Linked DNA regions of Homo sapiens: region 1 is linked to region 2. Evidence: read pairs that join two places in POLR2A ChIA-PET (ENCODE). Cell type or tissue: OCI-LY7. All regions are shown on one strand. Links, peaks and the distances in the headings refer to the core of each region. The heading gives the core; the rest is flanking DNA. Region 1 holds the start of GTSF1L (gametocyte specific factor 1 like). Region 2 overlaps TOX2 (TOX high mobility group box family member 2).

Evidence for each region. ChIA-PET counts read pairs that join two places held together with the same protein. Peaks named below come from ENCODE experiments on the same cell type or tissue, not always from the same donor. Only the 100,000 strongest peaks of a DNase experiment are listed, where the experiment ranks them.
Region 1: POLR2A ChIA-PET joins it to region 2 with 7 read pairs; 2 of 35 experiments call an interaction of 5 or more read pairs at or near these places.

What each region holds. Positions count from the first base shown.
Region 1 is chr20:43,716,104-43,727,045 of GRCh38, reverse strand. MYBL2 (MYB proto-oncogene like 2) reads right to left here. Exons shown (of 14, transcript NM_002466.4): 14 at 10,564-10,942. GTSF1L (gametocyte specific factor 1 like) reads left to right here and starts at 44. Exons shown (of 1, transcript NM_176791.4): 1 at 44-882. The coding sequence starts at 352. The coding sequence ends at 798. RefSeq lists an enhancer at 4,642-4,711 and a silencer at 6,431-6,631. In OCI-LY7, for the core only: no CTCF peak of the experiment used is centred there; DNase peaks (open chromatin) are centred at 1,540, 4,385, 5,015 and 5,814; H3K4me3 peaks cover 2,175 bases; H3K27ac peaks cover 6,208 bases.
Region 2 is chr20:43,952,242-43,963,183 of GRCh38, reverse strand. All of the region lies in intron 1 of TOX2 (TOX high mobility group box family member 2), which reads right to left. Among named protein-coding and RNA genes, the nearest start is that of TOX2, 43 kb to the right of the region's middle. RefSeq lists a silencer at 3,621-3,915 and enhancers at 3,621-3,915, 6,578-7,212, 7,685-7,734, 7,346-8,545. In OCI-LY7, for the core only: no CTCF peak of the experiment used is centred there; no DNase peak of the experiment used is centred there.

The sequences.
Region 1 (10,942 bases), core at 1,027-9,026, 240 kb after region 2:
GATGACTTAGGCTGCCCATTGTGACCACCGGTGACTGCAGCTTGACATCATAGTATATCCGTGAGTCAAGCGGCTGTGGGTTTTTGGCTCTTGCATCTGCTATAGTTCTGTCTCGGGTGCCATTTGCTAACTCTGTTCTCTGTGTAGCTGCTTTTGGCAGCTCCTCATCTCTCTTCTAATCCACCACTCACAGTCCTAGAGAACAGACCACAAGTTAAGACCGTCACCTACAGAATCCCAAGGGCCAAAACTGGGCAGAGGACAACTCCATCCTTCTTACAAAAGGGCTTCTCCACAAGAAGCATTTCCGTTAGACTCTAGCAGTGAGATACCCTGCTTCAAGAATTTCTCATGGAGCCAGAAGCCTTTGAAATTTGCCCTTATGATCCTCACCACCGAATCCCACTCAGCAGATTCCAGTACCACCTGGCATCGTGCAGGAGAAAGAACCCCAAGAAAGCCAAAAAGATGGCCACCTGCAAATACAACGCCTGCCACGTGGTCCCCATCAAAAATCTGGAGGAACATGAGGCTGTTTGTGTCAACAGGAGCGCTGTGGAAGAAGAGGACACCGAGAACCCTCTGAAAGTCAGTCCTCCTAGTTCAGAGCAGAACGATGACACCCAGCAGGTCTCACCCTGCCTTCCCAGCCCCGATATCTGGAATGTCGATGGCGCTAATTGCCAGCATGTGTTTGTCCTTAAGACTTTTTTTCCTCAAAAGGTTGTTTGTGAAAATGACACGAAAGAGTCAGCAAGAGAGACCAGTCCCCAGAAGATCCTCAGACCAGGACAGTAAACTGCCAGCTGAGGAAGGAGCACACGCCTCATCAATGCATGGAAGAACGTGCAATGCATCAGAATAAAAGACATGCAAAGTAAACTACCCTGGGCTACCTCTTTTTTTAACCTGGCAGATTGATAAATATCAAAAGGCTTAAAATACTCTGCTGGCAAAGGTAGGGCAAAATGGGCACTTTCATAACATTGGTGAGAATGTCAGTTGGTACAACCTCCACAGAGGGCAATTTGACAATAGCTATAAACATTATCAATGCATACAGGCTTTGATTGAGCAATTCCACTTCCAGGCTTCATTCTGTAAATATAATCACACATGTGGAAAATGAGCTAAGTACTAGCTTATTCACTGCAGCATTATTTGCAGCAGCAAAAGAGTTAGAAATGAGCCAGGTGTGTTGAATCACAGCTGTAGCCTGTTACTCTGGGAGCTGAGGCGAGAGGATCGCTTGAGTTCAGCCTGGGCAACATAGTGAGATCCTGTCTTAAGCAACAAAAAAAAAAGTCAAAAATGACCTAAATATCCATTAAAAGGGCCTGATTAAAAATAAGTTATACTGCAGCCATACAACAAAATATTATGCCGCCTTAAAAAAAGTGAGGAAGCTCTTTCTGTGCTGATATAGAAAGGTTGAGACACACTGTTGAGCTCAGAGGTCAGCAAACTGTTTCTGTAAAAGGCCAGATGGCAAATATCTTAGCCTTTGTCAGCCACACAGTCTGTGTTGCAACTACTCGGCCCTGCCACTGCAACACGAGAGCAGCCACATATAATATGTAAACAAATGAACAGAGGTTCCAATAAAATGCCTTACAGCCACAGGTGGCAGGCTGGACTTGACTGGTGGGCCATGGTTTGCCAACCCCCAGTTTAACTGATAAAAACCAAGTCCAGGCCGGGCCCGGTGGCTCATGCCTGTAATCCCAGCACTTTGGGAGCCGGAGGCGGGCCAATCACCTGAGGTGTGGAGTTCGAGGCCAGCCTGGCCAACATGGCAAAACCCCATCTCTACTAAAAATACAAAATTTAGCCGGGCGTGTGGTGGGCACCTGTAATCCCAGCTACTCAAGAGGCTGAGGCAGGAGAATAGCTTGAACCCGGGAGCAGAGGCTGCAGTTAGCCGAGATCACGCCATTGCAATCCAGCCTGGGTGACAGAGCGAGACTTTGTCTCAAAAAAAAAAAAGGAAAAAGAAAAGAAAAAACAAAAACAAGTCCAGAGCAGTCTATACAGTATGCCACCATTTGGGGAGAGTTGCGGGAGAAGACATGAATATGTATGTGCTTGTTTTTGCATAAAATTTCTCTTTAAGGATACTCTAGAATGGAGATCTGTCCACAAAGCCTGAAATTTTTCAACCTGTTGCCTAATAGAAAAATTTGCTTGCCTCTTCACTAGAAACTGATATTGTCTGCCTCCAGGGAAGACAAGAGAGAGCCCTTCTTTACTATTGACTCTTTAGAATCTTTTACATGGGAATATATATGAATATGTTATCTGGTCAAAAATTAAACTATATTTTTTTAAACAGCAGGTAGAAGACTTAAGTCCTTTGAAAGTTTTTCAGGAGGAAATCTTAACTGTTAAGTTTTTTTTTTGTTTTTTTGTTGAGACAGAGTCCTCGCTCTGTCGCCCAGGCTGGTGTGCAGTGGCGCAATCATAGCTCACTGTAGCCTCAACCTCTAAGGCTCAAGCAATCCTCTCGTCAAAGCCTAACAACTAGCTGGGACCACAGGCGTGCACCACCATAACTGGCTAGTTCTATTTTTTTGTAGAGATGGGGTCTCACTATGTTGCCTAGGCTCACTGCTTTTTTTTTTTTTTTTTAAGTAATCATAACTTTGCCACCCAGCTGGCCCCTTCAACTGCTTACACGAAGTATTATAAACAAAGACTTCTTGGGGGGATAAAAAGTTCTGGATGGCAGTGATTAATGAAGTGCATGAACTAGAGAACTGACATACAGGAAATAGGGGGAAAAAGTGATGTGGAGAATATATGTCTATAAACCATAGGCCAACAGGACCAGGAAAACTTACTCTTCCTGAAACTCCCTGAATTGGGCCATAAGGGAGTGAGCCTAGTGGAAGCGCTACCCACAGGGGCTCTGTCAAGACAGAGCAAGATAGAGCTGACGTCTGTCACTATGTAGTGGCAGCCTGGAGCATTCTGTAGGTATCCTCCAAGCTCCCAAAAGGCAGCTGGCCACCAGGCAGTGGGGAAAGGCAGCCCCACCAACCCTGGGCAACAGGCAAGCTTTGCAGGTTCATGCTGAGGGTTCCTGGCAAAGAGAGTGCGGTGGAAAAGCTGTGTCTTGGGGCAGAGGGTGCTCTGGCTGGCAGAGGAAGAAGAGAGAGGAACTATATTCAGGTCAGGTGCCTTGCTGAAATAATTCCATTAAATCCAGGCCACAAAACTGAGGAGCAAGTATTTTTATCTCCAATATACAGATATGAAAAGTGAGTTTCAGAAAAGCTAAATGACAGCCGGGTGTGGTGGCTCACACCTGTAATTCCAGCACTTGAGGAGGCCAAGGTGGGCAGATCACTTAAGGTCAGGAGTTCAAGGCCAACATGGCGAAACCCAGTCTCTACTAAAAATACAAAAAAATTATCTGGGCATGGTGGTGTGTGCCTGTAATCCCAGCTCCTCGGGAGGCTGAGGCAAGAGAATCACTTGAACCCAGGAGGCAGAGGTTGTAGTGAGCCGAGATTGCACCACTGCACCCCAGCCTGGGCAATAGAGCAGAACTCCGTCTCAAAAAAAAAAAAAAAAAAAACCTAAATAATGTGCCTTGGTTCACAAAGTTAGTGCATGGCAAGTGGCCTAATTGAATCCATCCCCAGCAGTTCCACTCCTAGATATGTATAAACCAGATGTGCATGACAGTTCACCAAAACATGAGGATGACATGTGCATAACAGCACTATTTTTTTTTAATTTAAAAGTAAACTTTAATTTCGAAAATGCAGACGTGGAGAGGGCAGACAGATCACACACAAGGCTACCACTTCACACTTGGAGGGTGGCACAGCAGCTGGGCAAAGCTGCTCCTCACTTCCCAGATGGTGTGGCAGCCAGGGAGAGGTGCTTCTTACTTCCCAGACTGTGGGGTGGCGAGGCAGAGGTGCTAACAGCACTATGTGTAATAGTCAGTCTGGAAGCAATCCACACATCCTTTGAGATAATGGGTAAATTGTGGAAGTCACACAACGAAAAACCAATATTGTAAATTTCAAAATTGAGAAGAGTAGACTTTAAATGGTCTCAACACACAAAAAAAGCACGTGAGGTGATAGATATGTGAATTAGCTTGGTTTAATCATTCTACTGTGTATGTATAAACATATCAAAACATCACATCATACCCCATAAACATATACAATTATTTGTCAATTAAAATTAAATTGGCCAGGTGTGGTGGCTCATGCCTCTAATTCATCCCAGCCCCACTTTGGGAGGCTGAGGCAGGAGGATCACTTGAGCCCATGAGTTCAAGACCAGCCTGGGCAACATAGTGAGACCATGTCTCTATAAAAACATTTAAAAAAATTAGCCGAGCGTGGTGGTGCACCTGCAGTCTCAGTTATTCGGGACGCCTGAGGTGGGAGGATCCCTTGAGCCCAGGATTTCAAGGCTGCAGTGAGAAAATCATATCACTACACTTCAGCCTAGATGACAGAATAAGACCATGTATAAAATAAAATAAAATATAGAAAATAAAATAGAAAATAAAACAAAATGGTCATGAGAATGAACAAATGATAACTACCCAGATCTACTTGGATGAATCTCACATAATGTGAAATTCTGTTGACATAATATTTAACGAAAATAAAAAGGCAAAGCAAAGCTGGTGTTTGATGTTAGGATGGCGGTTACCCTTCGTGGGTGGAGAGGGGGTTTCCAGTGCTGCTCTTGTTCTGTTGTTTGATCTGGGTGCTGGTTATGCGAGTCTGTTCACTTTGTGAAAACATATCCACAGCCACGTGGGATTCATGCACTCTTCTGTATGAATATTGCACTCCGATGGAAAGATTTTAACTGAACCTCTATCTAACGCTTACGGTTTTCTTCTATGGCACCATACTCCTACCCTGGCTGACAGGTATTGTCATTGGCTGCTGCCATCACATGGGCTGCAGCAGGGAGGCACCTGTGGCAGGGAAGCGCAGCGGGAGCTGCACACTCCATGGATCTGGTGCTCCCCAGGGGCCGCTGCAGCTGCCCAAATCTCAGCTGCCAACCCAGGCCTCCAGCTCCACAGAGCAGGCAGGAACCCTGCCCTACTGGACAGGGCTGCAGCTGCCCAAACTGCAGCTGTGGATCCAAGCCTTCCCGTGCTCTTAGCGGGGCTGGGAGCAGGCAAGATCTGCCTGTCTGGGTGCAGCTGCAGCCACCCGACTGGCGGCTGCAGACCTGGGCCTCCTGCTCCACAAACTAGGCAGGAGCTGGGGACAAGCAGGATCCCCACCCCTTCCAAGTTGGCGGGGCGGAAGCTCCCTGGGTGCAGCTGCAGCGGCCCTCCCAAGTGCAGGACCTGGGTATCTCTGCAGCCTGCATTCTCAGGCGGGGAATGCTCCCCATCCCTGCAGGCTCAGGGGTGTCTGCTCCCGCTGCCTGGACTATCTCCTCTCCAGGCACCTGCTCCAATCTGGGAGCAGGGTTGGGGCTGCACCCCAGGGGCCATGAATGGCAGCGGGAGTCAGATTCCTGGGCAGAAGGGGGCGAGTCCCCAGTAAGGCCCCTCCTTCAGGCCAGGGAGGGCCTGAAGGCTGGGAGCCAGCTGCCAGTCCTGAGGGCCGGAGTGGGGACTTGTGGTGCTCCCTCCCTGCTGCCCATGGCCACCCACAGAGCAATCAGCATGCACTTCACCCCCTCTGAGGTCTATAAAAGTCCCGGGCTCAGCCAGAGCAGGAGAGAGGACAGAGAAAGGGATGACCAGCTGCAGAGAGGAGCTACTGTCTCTGCTGGTAACTGGAGATAATGGGACAAACAGTAGCAGAGAGGAGCAACATCCTCCAGGGCCTCCTCTCCGCTGAGAGTTAACACTGCAGACCATCTGCCTACAGACAGAAGTTACTCACTGAGGGTCTCCTGTGAACTGTTGTAACACTCAATAAAGTTTCTCTTAATCATGTTCACCTTCCACCTGTCTGCGTACCTCCTGGACACAGGACAAGAACTCGGGTAAAGGTGCCATCAGCCACAGATGTTTCTGGCCAGAAAAGTGACAACCCAAAGAGCCCATAACAGTATGACACAGAGGATGGCATGGAATGGGGCATACTAAAATGCCAGACTTGCTGTCCAGGATTGGGCTCAAGTCCTGACTCAACCACTGTCTACCATCTTCCCTCCCAGCACTCACCTGAAACGTGGGCACTAATTTCTCCTTTGCAGGGTATATTGTGTGTAACAAAGAAATGAGAAACATGTAAAAACATACTAAGTAATAACATACTAAGAGCCCATGTTATCTGAGCACCAAGTATGTGCCATATTCTTCCCAATCCCTTCAACAAGTCTGAAGTTGAAGGATTCTCCCTATTTTACAGCCAAGGAGCCAAGGCTCAGTGCATTGAAGAGACACACAGCTCCCAAGAGCTAAGCTGGGTTTACACCCAAGTCTGTCTGATCCAAAGTAAGAGCTCTACCCAGGACTGCAGGAGGACCTGGGAGAGTCTGCCAGATGCCATGAGCCATATCTCTCCCCACTGCCTTCAGCTCTGGGGAACAAGACACAGGTATGGTCACAGTGGCTTTGAACTCCAGAATCCTTCACCCCATTCATTTCCCGCAAAGTTCCTGGAACCCTAGGTCTCCTGTTTCTCCCCAACCCTGATGAGCCCATGGCTCAGTGTTGATTTTCCTCAGTGATACACCAGGGTCTGCTGAAAAAGTGGCTAATTAAGACTCCCAAACTACTCCTGGCCTATCAAAACTGCTCCTGCCCCAGTCCCTGCCTTGCTCTGAGAAGGACATTTTATCTTTATCCTGGACCACCTTAAGTACTCACATGTCCCAGTTCCTCATGCCAGCATCTCTATCAGTCAGCTTCTGCTGTGTAACAAACCATCCTCAATCTTAGGGCTTAAAGCAATACTGATTTATTATTCTCATGACTTTGTGATCAGATGGGCAGTTCCTCCAGTCTGGGCCAGATCAGGTGAGGCTGGATGGTTTAGGGTGGCCTTACTCACGTCTGGAGTCTCAACCAGAACAGCTAGAATTCTCACCTCCTTCAGCAGATTCTCCCAGAGTCCCTCAGGGGCAAAGTCAACCACATGACCCACTCATGGGAATAGCTACAGGGAGCAGTGATCCCTAGGGAGCCATTGCTGGAACAATCTACCACAGCCTCTATATCTGTGAGCCTCTCACCTCCAGGCCATGCTGGTCACCAAATGCCAGACAATCATCTGGATCTTGCCAGAATGGCAGATTCACCCTCTGCCATTTTTTTTTTCCAAGATAGTTTTGCTCTTGTTGCCCAGGCTAGAGTAAGTGCAATGGTGCGATCTTGGCTCACCGCAACCTCCGCCTCCTGGGTTCAAGCGATTCTTCTGCCTCAGCCTCCAAAGTAGCTGGGATTACAGGCATGCGCCACCATGCCCGGCTAATTTTGTATTTTTAGTAGAGACGGAGTTTTTCCATGTTGGTCAGGCTGGTCTCAAACTCCCGACCTCAGATGATCTGCCTGCCTCGGCCTCCCAAAGTGCTGGGATTACAGACATGAGCCACCACGCCCAGCCTCCCTCTGCCATCTTAACTAAGCCTCATCTTTCCCTCCTGCCTGTCCCTCTCCCAGGCTGACCGCAGCACCCCCACTCCTGTACTACCATCCTGAACTCAGGCCCTCTGCCCCTCAGCGCTATCTGGCTAACTCTTTCTTGCTTGCCACACTAGCCTGGGAAACATCAGGCCTGGATCAATCCTCATGACCAAGTTCCCCAAACTCCTGATCAAACAGCAGCTGGGCCCCCAGCACCTCCTGAGTGGCAACCAATCTGCCTTCCCATGTGGGCTCTCCCTGTCCCCATGATGGCCAGGAGCTGTCAAATCTGACTCCTCCCCACTTTCTCTGAGCAGATGACTGGCCTCACGGTACCCCCTGCTTTACTTCAAAGTTCCCTCTGGCACATTTTATATCAATTGGTTGGTTTATATCTGTCTGCTTTTTAGAATTTAAGCTCCATGGCCGGGCGCAGTGGCTCACGCCTGTAATTCCAGCACTTTCGAAGGCTGAGGCACGCGGATCACAAGGTCAGGAGATCGAGACCATCCTGGCTAACACGGTGAAACCTTGTCTCTACTAAAAATGCAAAAAAAAAATTAGCCGGGCATGGTGGTGGGTGCCTGTAGTCCCAGCTACTCGGGAGGCTGAGGCAGGAGAATGGTGTGAACCCAGGAAGCGAAGCATGCAATGAGCCAAGATCGCACCACTGCACTCCAGCCTGGGCAACAGAGCAAGACTCCATCTCAAAAAAAAAAAAAAAAAAAAGAATTTAAGCTCCATGAGAATAAGGTAGTTTTTTGGTTTTTGTCTTTTGAGATAGGGTCTTGCTTTGTCACTCAGGCCGGAGTAGAGAGGCACAACCACAGCTCAAGAGATCCTCCCACCTCAGCTTCCTGAGTAGCTGGGACTACAGGCATGAGCCATCATGCTATCATGCTAAGTTTTTAAAATTTTTTGTAGAGATGGGGTTTCACCATGTTGCCCAGGCTGGTCTCAAACTCCTGGGCTCAAGTGATCCTCCCACCTCAGCCTCCTAAAGTACTAAATTACAGGCATGAGCCACCACACCTGGCCTGGTTTCTATCCTTTACTGCTATATCTTCAGCACTACAACTATGCCAGACATGTGGGGGTAGGGTTGGAGGGTCCCTCAATAAATGTGGTTTTGTTTTTGTTTTTGAGACAGTGTCTCCCTCTGGTTGCCCAGGCTGGAGTGCAGTGGAATGATCTCAGCTCACTGCAGCCTCGACCTCCTGGGCTCAGGTGATTCTCCCACCTCAGCCTCTCGAGGAGCTGGGACTAAAGGCACATGCCACCATGCCCAGCTAATTTTTTCTATTTTTTTTTTAGTAGACAGAGGGTTTCATGATGCTGCCCAAGCTTATCTCAAACTCCTAGACTCAAGCAATTTGGCCTCCTCGGCCTCCCAAAGTGTTGGGATTACAGGCGTGAGCCACCATACCCGGCCTAGTATTTATTTAATGCATGAACCAAAGAACAAGCCCACAGCACACAGAGCTCAGTGAGGATGGTATGTTAAGCTTGCTGTTACCTGCAGCCACTCTGTTCTTTACAGCCTCCTCCCTCCAGGACAGGAAAGGGCCTGAGGGCAGTCCCTGGGAATGAGCAAGACCTCAGGCAAGAGAGGGCATGGGGTACAAGCCCCTGGAGCCTCACAGGCGTCAGCTCAGAGTGTAGCCAGTCAACGCCCTGCATGTGAATAACCCACTGGTGGTTTGTTAAAAATCCCTTTTTGCAGGCTCCACCCCAGGTACCTGACTCAGAGGGCCCAGGAATTTTCATCATTAGCCTGCAGCGCACTGCATTTGAGTTTGACAAAGTTGTTCCACCGAGTCTTGGTGTGAGCTATAGGAGACAAGGTAATGCAGCCTCCATCCTCACCGTGGGGCACAGGTCATCCACCTTGGGTGACCAAGGACTGTAGGGAGCGGCCAGTGACAGACCTTGGGGAAGAAGTTGGGGAGGGGATAGGCTCCATGCTGACAAATCACAAAAGCTCAGGGCGTGAGTTAGGTGTGGTTCATCCATGGAACCTGCAGGTGCATGCAGCCCAGCCACATGGGCTGCGGGGTGCGGGGTGCAGGGTGGGAAGCACAGAGCCCCCGCCCCTCCTCGGCTTTAGATCAAGAACTGGGACACTGCCAGGACCAAGCACGGCATGCCTGCATGTGAATGGACAGGAGTAGGGGGACTGTAGGCGGGAGCTCAGCAGGGAGAAAGGGGTGTGTCTGAGGCCAGACACATCTGAACTCTGGCACCCTAATTAACTCAGTCCCCATCCCTCTAGAGTTGGCCGCATCTCTTGCCCCAGGTGAGGACCTGCCCCAAGTCTGCTCAACCTCTGCCCACAGGGATGTTCATGTGCCTGTCCCATGAAGCCTGCTGCTGAAAACATCAATTCCTCATTTAGACATTCTCAGACTTGGCATCTTCCCCTCTTCAATCCCCAGTGACTCTTCCCAACCACCTGCCAAGCACTGTGCTCTGTAGCCACAACCCTAGGGATTTAGGGCCACAAGGGCAGAGGCTCTGGCCCATCCTGGCCTCCTGCTCAGCCTTGGCCAATGGGGCTAGAGGGTTCTGCCCAGCTGCCTTCACCCCTCTTCCTTGCTTACTGGTCTGACCTGGGGGCCACGCTCAGCTTGAGGCAGGGGCTTGTTAATGGGCAGGTGAGCCACCCAAGGCAAGGGCCAGGCAAGGCCCTACTGCACCAACCCATCGTCCTCCTCCGCCCCCAGTCTCTGCCCACCCCCGCCCAACCCCATGGCTATTAATACTCAGAGCTTTGCAGAGATGCCCACTGGGTGCAGAGACGAGAGAAATTGCTCTCATCTCATTGTGCCCCTCTGTGGAAACAGGGTCAAGGGCTCAGGCCTGGGCTGTGCCGATAAGGCTGGCCTCTGAGGATGAGCATTCAGGTCCCTATATCCCAGAAGAGGCCCCTAGGTCACCAGGGAACCATGAGCAGGGCCCAGTAGAGAGGCAGAGTCCAGACCAGCACAAAGAGAGAGGCAATTTTATTCTTCCAAAAAAATGCACCAAGAGAGGGTGAGCACAGGAGCACCCCTGGCCACATCCCCCATCCTAAGCAGGGTCTGAGATGAGGCCAGGCCTGACGTGGGCTTGGGAGAAGCTGACGGAGCTCCCTGTGGCCTTGGGGAGGGAACCAGGCAGACCTGGAAGTGGAACTTTGTTGTTAGCACCAGGAGCCGCCCACAGCTGGGCTCGGCAACAGGGCAGCACATGGCCCTGTTGCCTCCACCTGAGAGTCTGGGGAGGGGCTGGTGGCAGAAGGCTCCCTGCAGGAGGTCACCTGAATGACTCTCAGATTCACAGACCCCCTCTGCCCCCACAACCCCTGTAAACATGAGAATGGGCTCG
Region 2 (10,942 bases), core at 1,443-9,442:
GAATCATTGCCCCCTCCCACCTACCTCGCTCTAACTGTGCTCTTTCTAGACCTCTACCATCTAGAATGGTGGCCGCTTACCACACGTGGCTTCTGAGCACTTGAATTGTGCCTAGTCCAAACTGAGATGTGGGTAAGTATAAAGTCCACACTGAATCTCAAAGACTTCAGAGCAAGAATGATGACGATGACAACAAAAAGGAATGCAAAATACCTTGTCAATATTTGTATATTGATGATGTATTGGAATAATATTAATATTTGGGATATACTGGGTTAACTAAAGTATTACAATTAATGTCACCTGTTTCTTTTCACTTTTTCTGAACATGGCTATTAGAAAACTTAAAATCATGTATGTGGCCTGCATTGTATTTCTACTGGATGGTGCTGGTCTAGACACTGCCCTAGTCATTATCTGCTCCTGACCCAGAACCCCAGAGACGGAAGAGCTGACATCATCAGCAGTAGCCGAATCCATTTCTCTGTGATAGATATGGGAGAAATGGGGTTTGCAGAGGGAGAGTGACCTGTTGAAGGCAAGAGTCTGGTAACGAGGCATTCATTCATCCAACAAATGTTAACTGAGGCCTTAACTATGTACGCTCTGGGTACTGGGAAACAGCAGAGAACAAAGTAGAGGGCCACATCCCAGTCTAGGGCTCTGCCCTGAAGCCAGTTTGCAGGCTGGGGGTGAACGTGGTGATGACGCAGGAATCTCGCCCCAGCCATGGGATCCTGGGGACCTGGGCAGCTGGACTCAGCACCAGCCCCTCAGCCCCTCACAGTTGGCTGGATCGCAGATCTCATAAGCTGCAGGCAGGAACTCCAGCTCCAACCTAGGGCAGCTCTGCCCCCAGGACCACCAGTGAGTCCCATCCCAGTACACTCACCAGCTGCAGCTGCCCAGAGGGCCGGGCCTGATGGGCAGGGCAGCCCCCTAACATAGATAGCATGGAGGCCTGGCAGGCCTGTATTTCTTCCTTCCCTGGTACTGCCACTGGTAGCTCACACACCGTCTGCATTACTGCAGATTTATGGCAAAAATTATCCTCTCTCTCAGCTCCATTTAAAGCCATTTGGAGCTCTCTCCCATCCCCGATTGTAAATCTAATTGCACATTCCAAACAGACAAGCGCTCATTAAGCTTTAATTATGCACATGTTGTTTTCAACAAACATTTTCATTTGGCGCTGTGAGGGGGAATGGTTCAAAGAGGGCTGCAGACGCTGCCTGGGGCTGGAGGGAGCTGGGCTGGGAAGTGGGTCAAGGTGTAATGAGATGAGGCCATCCAAGGGGCAGGGCCAGGACCTCATCTGATTGGGCTCGCGACTTTGAGGCCTTTCTCTGGGCTTCTGCTGTGGGGGATGCCAATGTACGTGCTCTCGGCTGGTCTCACCCACCGGCACTCCCCACGTCCCCAGAGTCTCATCGAAGCCAGGCCCATGGACCTCTCCAGTGACAGGAGGGAAGGTAGGGACCCACAGTCTGGCTCAGAAGGATAAAACCCCCAACCAAAAGCCAGTTTCATCAGAGCCTGTGGGCTCGTCCCTGCTCCCACCCACCCGCCACAGTGCAGCTGGAGGCCTCCTCTTCAGCACCATCTTCCCTTCCCTCATTCGTTCACTCATTTATTCCACAACCATTGACTGAGCATCAGTTGGCTCAGGCAGTGCAGGGTCAGTGGGGACCATGATGGGTAAGGCCTCTGCGTGGCTCTCCCCAAGTCACTCTCCATCAAGTCCCATCCCCTCCACTGGGGAAAAGTTTTAATTCTTGGCCACAACATTCACTTGAGCATCTGCCGCCTGCCAGCCCAACAGTCCAGGCTGCCTCCCACCCATCACGCGCCCATCCCCTCTTCTGCCTTTCCAAGCCCCCTGCCCAGATCACACTCTCCCCCACACCTCATCCAGACCTCTGCAGCAGCTGTGTCTCCACCTGAAACTCCCTGCTTTCTCTCTTCCACACCGTTCATGCCCATTCAACTCCTGTGCTGTCCTCCTTCCAGAAGCCATTGCTGATAGCCACTCTTGGGCTGGCCTGGCCACCCCTCTGCCATGGGGGCACCCCGTAAAACATGTATTGGACCCTAGCGCCATAATATCACAACAGCCACATGTCTGGCTCCTAAGACCAGCCTGCTCACTATATCCCAAGACACCATCACCTTCAAAGATGGAAAAGACAGGCACCACTCACTGTGTGTCCTTGAAAAAGGCCTCCCCCTTTCTAGGCCTCAGTTTCCTCATTCATACCTGGAAGGGTTGAATGGGTGATGCCCTCTGAGCCCCTGGGCCGTTCCATCAGTCTTAAGTTTTATGGTCTGCCCAGGAGCTAGGCCACATTCTTCCCACCAGGAGTCATGGAGGTGACCAAGGCATGCTGACAGTGCCCGAAAGGTGCACACACAGGGTAGGAGACAGGAGTGGTAGAGAACCCAAGGCCACTCCTCAAAAAGCTTCCAAAAATACAAGCAAGTGAAATCAGCATGTGCTTTAAAATGGAAATCAGATTCCATTCAGCGTCTGGATAGCTACCTGTTGTTTCAGGTACCAAACAGACTCTGAGTGTGAAATCTACAGACAAGAAATGTACTGGGAAGTGCTATAGGGAAGTGGGGGAGCAGGACAGGCCAGAGGGACAAGCCAAACTGTGATGTAGTCACAACGGAGGCCTCCACCTGTCCCAAGGGGAGCTCTGGAACTGGGATGGCCCAGCAGAGGTGTCCCAGTTTGAGGCAGGGAGCTAAGCATTCTGTATCCCCACATGGGATGGCCATCGGATCCAGGATGCCCAGGGGGTGAGTGTTGATGACCTTGGCCAAGGCTTCCTCTTTCCACCAAAGGCACCATGGAGCTGCCCAGAGAGAGGCTCAGCTGATAGGGGCAGCAGCCAACACTCTAAGCAGCTGACAGAATGTGTGCCTGGATCTGAGGAGGGACTAGGGTGACACGCAAGAGCATCCACTAATGGCTATGATCATTTACTCATTAGAACGAATGCATGCAATGTTTACATCACACTAACAACAAGCCAGGCACTCTTAATTGAATGACAAACATCCGTTCCTATAATCCTCACGACAACCTCACAAGGTAAGTTACTGAGGCTCCCATTTTACAGAAAAGGAGACTGAGGTCGAGGGAGGTTATGTAGCTTGCCCAAGGCCACACAGCTAGGAAGGGGTGGAATGAAGATTCAAACCCAGGAAGTTCAACTCCAGAGCCTACACTCTAATGAGAAGGCTGTACTCCTGCCAGGTCTTGCCCCGTTACCTCCCATAACATGGAGCTGGCCAGCTCCCAGCTCTCCCTAGAGGCTGGGATGCAGTCAGCAGTCTAGAGCCTCAGGTTGCCCTGCGCTGCCAATATTTGTATTTGACAATTATCTATCATCCAAGCAGTTGGGAACAAGTCCCAAAACTGATTCTTACCAAAGGCAATTAACTAAAAGCCGCATGAGCGTACGTCGGGTTGCACTGTGGTGTGGGGGGAACGAGTGTGACTGAGACAATGAGCAGATGATGTGGAAGATATTTTCTCCCCAGCACTACAAAACAAGCCCTCAATCATGCCACAAAAGGCTCGTGTTGTCGGAAGGGAAATATGTCAACGACAGCGTTCGATCTTGGAGCGGTTCAAAAAGAAGAAGAAAAGAAATCTTTGAAATTGTAATTTGACCTAGAAAGGTTTTTCTAGGTCATCTGAACTTGGCACTTATGCCTCTAACCCCAAACCTAACACAGACAAAGTGCCAGGTTCACTTCCTTCTGTCAGTACCAGATAACACAGGAAATGGTATTTGTAAACACTGCTGATATATTTTTAAGCGCTGTCTCAACGTCGGCCTTTGGACTGGGAGCTGCGAGAACACTGGTGCAGCACAGCTCTGGAAGCAGGCAGATCTAGGTTCAAGTCCAGGCTCTGCACTAAGCTGCTGCATGGCAGTGGGCAGGGATCTTACCCCTCTCGTCCTCAGATTCCTCCCCTGGAGAACAGGAATGGAACAGGCAGGGTTTTGCATGCTACCTAGCAGTATGCAGAGAAAGGCCAGCTCCCCGCTTTCACCCCAGTTGCCTTCCCAGGCAGAGAGCCACCCCTCTGTTCTTGACTATTGAACCCTTCTGACCCAGATCTGGGCTGTCTCCTGGAGACCCAGGAGGGCAGTGGGGGGCTCTGTCCTAAGAGGCCTTTTCTCTCCCAGAAAACAGAAAACTGCACTCCAAGGCATGGCATGTGCCAATGAGTTATTCTAATTCATCTTCACTGTGGACCCACTAAGATAAATAATGAGGCCTCAGGGCTGGGAGGGCTTTAATCCTCTGGCTTCTGCAAATCCCACTGGGGAAACCAAGGCCAGGGCTGATGGATGGCCCACCGTTATTGGCAAGAGCATGTCCAGGGTTACAACCACCAAATTGTTGAGTCCTGTAAGCCTGCACCTCCAGAAGAAGCCAGATTTAGCCCAGTTACTGTCAAAAGCCCAAGGGCACGGTGAACATTCCTGTCTTCCCCAAGCCCTGACCTCAGCACCTACAATGTACCTGGCCATATGCCAGGTGCAGAGGGGCACTAGGGACCTAGAACCAATTCCCAGGGAAGCTCAGGTCCATAGGGAAAATGGGTATCTGCATAATGGCACCTGGAGGGGGGTGATAAAGCACTAAGGTGGAGATAGGCCAGGTGAGAGCAGTTGGTACATACCTGTGAGGTAGTGGGTCCAGAGTGAGCAAAGGCTGGGCAGCCAGGTTGGGGGAAAACCGGTATGTGTGCTGGGGAAGGGGAAGAAGGGGTGTCTAGAAGTCACTGAGGTAGGCTACAGTACAGAATGTGAGAGAGAAAATCAACATCCACTAAAGAAAACAGGTGCGTGTTTAAAGCAATATTCTTAAAGAAAGAGTAATGGAAGGATGCCCAATCTGGCCAGAGAGTGAAACATTCCGTGAAGCCACAATTAAAGCAGTGTGGCAGTAACAGAAAACAAGAATTCTAAAATCAATGAAACAGAAGGAAAAGTACAATGTTGGACCCAACTAGGTATGGAAACGTATCAAGATTAAGGAGGGCATTTCAGAGGGAAGACCACGTAAAGACACAAGGGGAAGCTGTCCACCTGCAAGCCTAGGAGAGAGGCTGATATGATTTAGCTCTATGTCCCCACCCAAGTCTCATGTCGAATTGTAATGCCCAATTTTGGAGGAGGGACATGGTGAGGTAATTGGATCTTGGGGGCGGATATCCCCCTTGCTGTTCTCGTGATAGTGAGTTCTCATGAGATCTGGTTGTTTGAAAGTGTGTAACGCTTCCCCACTTGCTCTGTCTCTCCTGCTGGCCATGTGAAGTGTACCTGCCACCCTTTCACCTTCTGCCACGGTTGTAAGTTTTCTGAGACCTCCCCAGAAGCAGAAGCTTGTACAGCTCACAGAATCGTGAGCCAAATAAACCTCTTCATAAATTACCCAGTCTCAGGTATGTCTTTATAGAAGTGTAAGAACAAACTAATACAGAGGCCTCAGATGGAATCAACCCTGCCAACACCTTGATCTCATACTTCTGACCTCTAGCCCTGTGAGAAAATAAATATTTGTTTAAGCCAAAAAAAAAAAAAAAAAAAAGAGGGCATTTACTTTATGCCAGGTAACATGTGATGTGCTTTGCACATGATCTTCTGCTCAATCTTGACAACGGTCCTAGGAGGAAGATATCATCCAGTTTTACAGAGGAAAAAACAAGCCCAATTTAAGCAACGTGCTCATAGCTCACACAGAAAGTGGCAAAGCCAAAATCTTAATTCTGCTAAAGCTCACGCTTATAACAGCTACTATATTTTGTCTCCCCTTTTGCAAACAAAGAGACAAGGGCTAATTATATAATAAACAGAATGGGGACAAGAGGGTTATCCTGTCCCTATTTAGGAACAGTGAACTAGATACCCACTGCAAGACACCAACCAAAATGCATGCACTCCGAATGGATTAAAGAGTTAAACATAAAAAGTCATGTTACAGGGAAACAATCAGAAAACAGAACAGAATGTTTATCAGATCTGTGGAGCAGGATAACTTCTTCAGCCCTCGAAGCAATCACAGAGGAAGAGAGATTGACAGATTCAAATATATATGCATTAATATCTTCTGTGGAAGAAAACATAATAAAACCAAAATGAAAAGGACATCAGACTAAGAAAATATCAGCACCAACTATAAGACAGTTAATATATACAAGGTAGAAATGGCTCAGTCACATTAAACAGAAAGCAAGATGCCAACAGACAAAAAGACATGGGATTCAAACAAAAGTCACACAAGAGGCGATATCTTAAGAAACAAATATGGAAGGGAAAAAAGGGACACCTGATTCAATGGCAAGTGGGGAAATGCACATAAAATAAACTTACTGCAATGCAACTGGGATATTTCACACCACTGCGGACATGGGAAACGGGTTCCAGCCTAATGGAAGACAATATGGTGGCCACTCTTAGGCAGACACAGCTAGCCAGAGGCAGGGGACGAGCACTCAAGGGCTTAAAACAGTCTTGCTTAAAACAGCCTTTTACTCTGAGTGCTGGGGATGGTAAAGTGATATACAGAAAACAGTCTTTTTTTTTTTTTTTTTTTTTTAAAGATAGAACCTTACTCTCACCCAGGCTGGAGTGCAGTGGCATGATCTCAGCTCACTGCAACCTCGGCCTCCTGGGTTCAAGCGATTCTCCTGCCTCAGCCTCCTGAGTAGCTGGAATTACAGGCATGCGCCACCATGCCCAACTAATTTTTGTATCTTTAGTAGAGATGGGGTTTCATCATGTTGGCCAGGCTGGTCTCGAACTCCTGACCTCAGGTGATCCACCCACCTCAGCCTCCCAAAGTGCTAGGACTGATTACAGGCCTGAGCCACTGCACCTGGTGGACACACAGTCTTTGTCCCGGAGCTCATGGTCTAGGGAAGGGGACAGGACCAGGAATCAGAATATGGGTGGGTGATAAGTAGATGGGAAGCCAGGTTCGTGGGGCCTAGACAAGGGCCTTGTAAAAAGACTTCACGGAAGAGGTGGCTTCTAAGCAGATCTACCCGCAGCATGCACACAACTAGCCAGGCGAGGGCAGAGGCCAGTGGGAACAGCATTTGCCAAAGCCTGGGAGCTGGAGGGAAGGGCCCATTCATGGAATAGTAAGGCGGTGCAAGATAAGACAGAAAGGCAAGCAGGGCCTTATCACAAGGGAGCTTCAAGGGCCACACTGGGGAGATGAGACTGAAACCCGGAATGTGGGCTGCACTTCAGAAACTGGCCTCTGGCTTCTGGGTGGAGAATGGGTTGTAGATGCTAACTAAGATGGGGAAACGGGAGTCTGAGCAGGGCTTGGGCAGGGAAGAAACACTGGCTAACACAATAATAAGTAAAACAGCGTGGCAGTGATTCAAAACTAGAAATTTATACTGATGGCTAGAATGAGAAGCAGGTTTGGAGCCAGAATAAAACCATGACAGCCCCAGCATGTTATGCAGAATACGGCCTTGAGAGTCTCAGAGATGAGTGAAAAGTGCCAAGGGCAAGGGATCACCCAGGAGTCAGAAAGGGGGTGACTCATGCAATTTGCAAACCCTAATTTCCTCTCCTTGGTCACACACTTCCTTCTGATTTCTTTCTTCTGATGATTCATTAAAAAAAAATTCTCCTTTTAAATTCACATCAGAAATGTCTGAGTACCTCGGCTCACCCTGCCCTAAGCTTTAACCCCTGCCCCTGAACCAGCAAAACCCAACATAACCCCAGGTGGCTAAGAAGACACTGGCTGCCAAGAAACCAGAAGCCAGCCAAGGGGAAACAACGGGTTTCAGGCTCTGCGATGGCTGCCAGAGGCCCCCATGGGCCCTCCTGTGACCCAGGAGGGTTTTCAGCAGCTACTCACATGCACAGATCCACAGCTCTCAGCCAGAACTCGTGCAGTTTCAGAATTTGTTTGAATTTCAGAAAAGTAATGAAGTGCAAATTCTGCAAATTATGCCATAGCTTCAGTGGAGCCTCAGGCAACACCTGCAATGGAACACATTCATATTTCTGCAGTGGAACATATGAATATTCACACAAGTGGGGTGAGTAAAGATTACAAAGAGCCTCGCGTCAGCTCAGGTCAGATTTTGGGGGCCAAATGAGTTTGCAGCATATTGACAAAACAACTTCTCGTCGCAGGGCTTTTTGGATTGTAGATAAGGCAGTTTCAAGCGAATCAAGCACCAGGAGTCACGTGCTAGAAGGCTGTCCCTCTGTATGCCCATTTTACATAGGAAGAAACTGAGGCTTGGAAAGTTAAAGGGAATTGTGCAAGGTCTCATAGCTATTAAGTGGCTGAGCTGGGATCCAAACCCAGGTCTGACGTCTCTCCCCACACCCTCGTGGATCCTCCCAGAGGCTGAAATGGCAGGCAGAGCATTTAATGTGACAGAGAATGTAGACAGCACAGGGAGTGGGTCAAGGCCAGGTGCAATAGGAATGGGGCTGCCCAGGTGCCCAGAGAAATCACTGGCACTCCTCCTCAGCTGGCCCCTGCCTGGTGTCTGTCCTCCAAGGCAGGTCCAGGAGCCTCCAGCCACCCTCAAAGGTCCAGAGCTCCCTCTGCACACAGGACCCATCCTTCATCTTTCCGCAGAGGTTTGTTCGCTGAGTGCCCCCTTCATACCAGCTCCTGGGGGCTGGGACACAACGAGAAGCAAGGTAGACACAGTCCCAGCCCCTGCAGGCCTCAGAGTCCACTGCAGGAGGCAGGCAACAAACAAGCAAACACACAAAGGTGGTCACACGTTGCATTGTGCTAAGTGCTGTGCAGCAAACACAGGAAGTGTGGAGACAGGGTCTCTCTGTAGAGGCAGCAATTAAACTGAGGGAGCCCAGAAGAGAGAGAAGGAGGCTGTCAGGCAACAAGTAGTGGGTGGGAGCATTTAAGGCAGAGGGAGCAGCAATGCAAAGTCCCTGAGGTCCACAAGTAGAAGCTCTCGCATGCAGGGGGAATAACAGGCAGGACACAGTAGGCAGAGGGGCGAGGCAAGGACGTGATTTGGGGTCCTAGGGCCACCATAAGGCACTTGGATTTCATCCCAGATGGGAAGCCCTTGGAGAGTTCTTGCAGGGGAGTAACATGCTTTAATTTATAGTTTAAAAGATGACTCAGCTAGCCACGTGGAGGATGGATTCCATGAGGTTCCATTCTTTGAGTCTCAGCTTTCTCCTCTATAAAATGGATGCATGAGAAATCCTGTGAAAAGCATAGCTCAGGAGTGTCTGGCATAGAGTTGACTTCCAGAAGATGGGAGGACAAAGACAGTCTTCTAACCTAGTCGCAAACCAGGAGAACCCAGTCATCAGTCATCCATAGTCGCCCCCCTGCTCAAAATCCTACTAGGCTCCTCTCTGTCCTCAAAACAAAGATCCACCTCTTTCTCTTGGTCCTAAGGTCCTGCTTGACCTGGTCCCTGCTGATTTCTCCAGCCCCATCCTTCACCCTCCCACCATCTTCCACAGGGCCTCTACTCTCCCGCCAACTGAGCCACTCCTGGGGCATGCCAGGGCCCTTTCCCCAGAGACAAGTCCTTTACACTGACCTTGCCACCAGCCTGCCCTGCATTCCTACAGACGTGGACACACACCAACCCGGATCAGCCCAAGCAATGAGAGGCTCAAAGAGTGGCTGAGAGTGTGGGCATACATGTTGGAGCATGCGGGTTGGGAGTGGAAGGACTATGTTAAGAGACACCTCTGCCTGTGCATGAACGTGATGACAGACAGGTACAAGGGGCGCCACAACAGACAGGAGGAAGGGGTCAGTTCTGTCTGAGCAGACAGAGGCGGCTTCTATGCACTGGGTCTCAAATGATTTTCTGACTGAAGGTGATATATTAGTTTCCTAGGGCTGTTGTCACAAATCACCATAAACAGGTGACTTAAAACAACATATTCTCTTACAGTTCTGGAAAGCCCGAAGTCTAAAATCAGCCTCACTGGGCTAAAACCAAGGTGTCATCAGGGCTGGCTGGTCTGTAGGCTCTAGGAGAAAATCCATTTCCTTGCCTTTCCCTGTGTCTAGTGGCTGCTTGTGTTCCTTAGCTTGTGGTCCCTTCCTCCATCTTCATAGCCGTCACCCCAGTCTCTGCTTCCATCCTCACATCACCTTCTCCTGATTCTGCAACCCCTCCTCACTTATAAGGACCACTGTGATCCTATAGGGCCCACCCAGACAACCCATGATACTCTCCCCATCCCAAGACCCTTAATCACATCTGCAGAGCCCCTTTTGCCATTTAAAGTAACATACACAGGTTTCAAAGATTAGGACCTAGCTATACTTAGGGGTCATTATTCAGCCACCCACAGTGAGTCCCGTAAGTACCGACTAACTGTGTCTCAGTCTGCCTATATGTCTGGAGAGGGCAGAGAGGGAAGTACCTGCTGTGGTAGACTTTACTACTGCTCTCCAATATCTGGCTCTCCTCTCCTTCCTGGCACATAGGACACTACACCTCAGGCTCCCCTTACCATTTATTGGAGCTATGCGTCTAGTTTAGACCAATGGGTTATGAGCAGAAACAACGTGGGTCTCCTCTGGGTAGAAGTATAAAAAAGCAAACTTGAGATCTGCAGGCTTTCTCTAGAGGACCAGCAAGGTTCCAGATGGTCGAGACTTGACCAACCTACAGCCCTGAGTGATCTGTGGAGCAGAGCCCAACCCCTACTTCTCTGCTGATTGTCATGGAACACATAGTAAGAGCAAAAATAAGCCTTCCTTATGATAAGCAACTGAGATTCAGGGGGTTGTTACGGCAGCATAACCCTAACATGCTCAGTTAAGTTTAGGCCAGGGGCAGTGGCTCACACCTGTAATTCCAGAGCTTTGGGGGGCCAGGGCGAGAAGATAGCTGAGACTAGGAGTTTGACACCAGCCTGAGCAA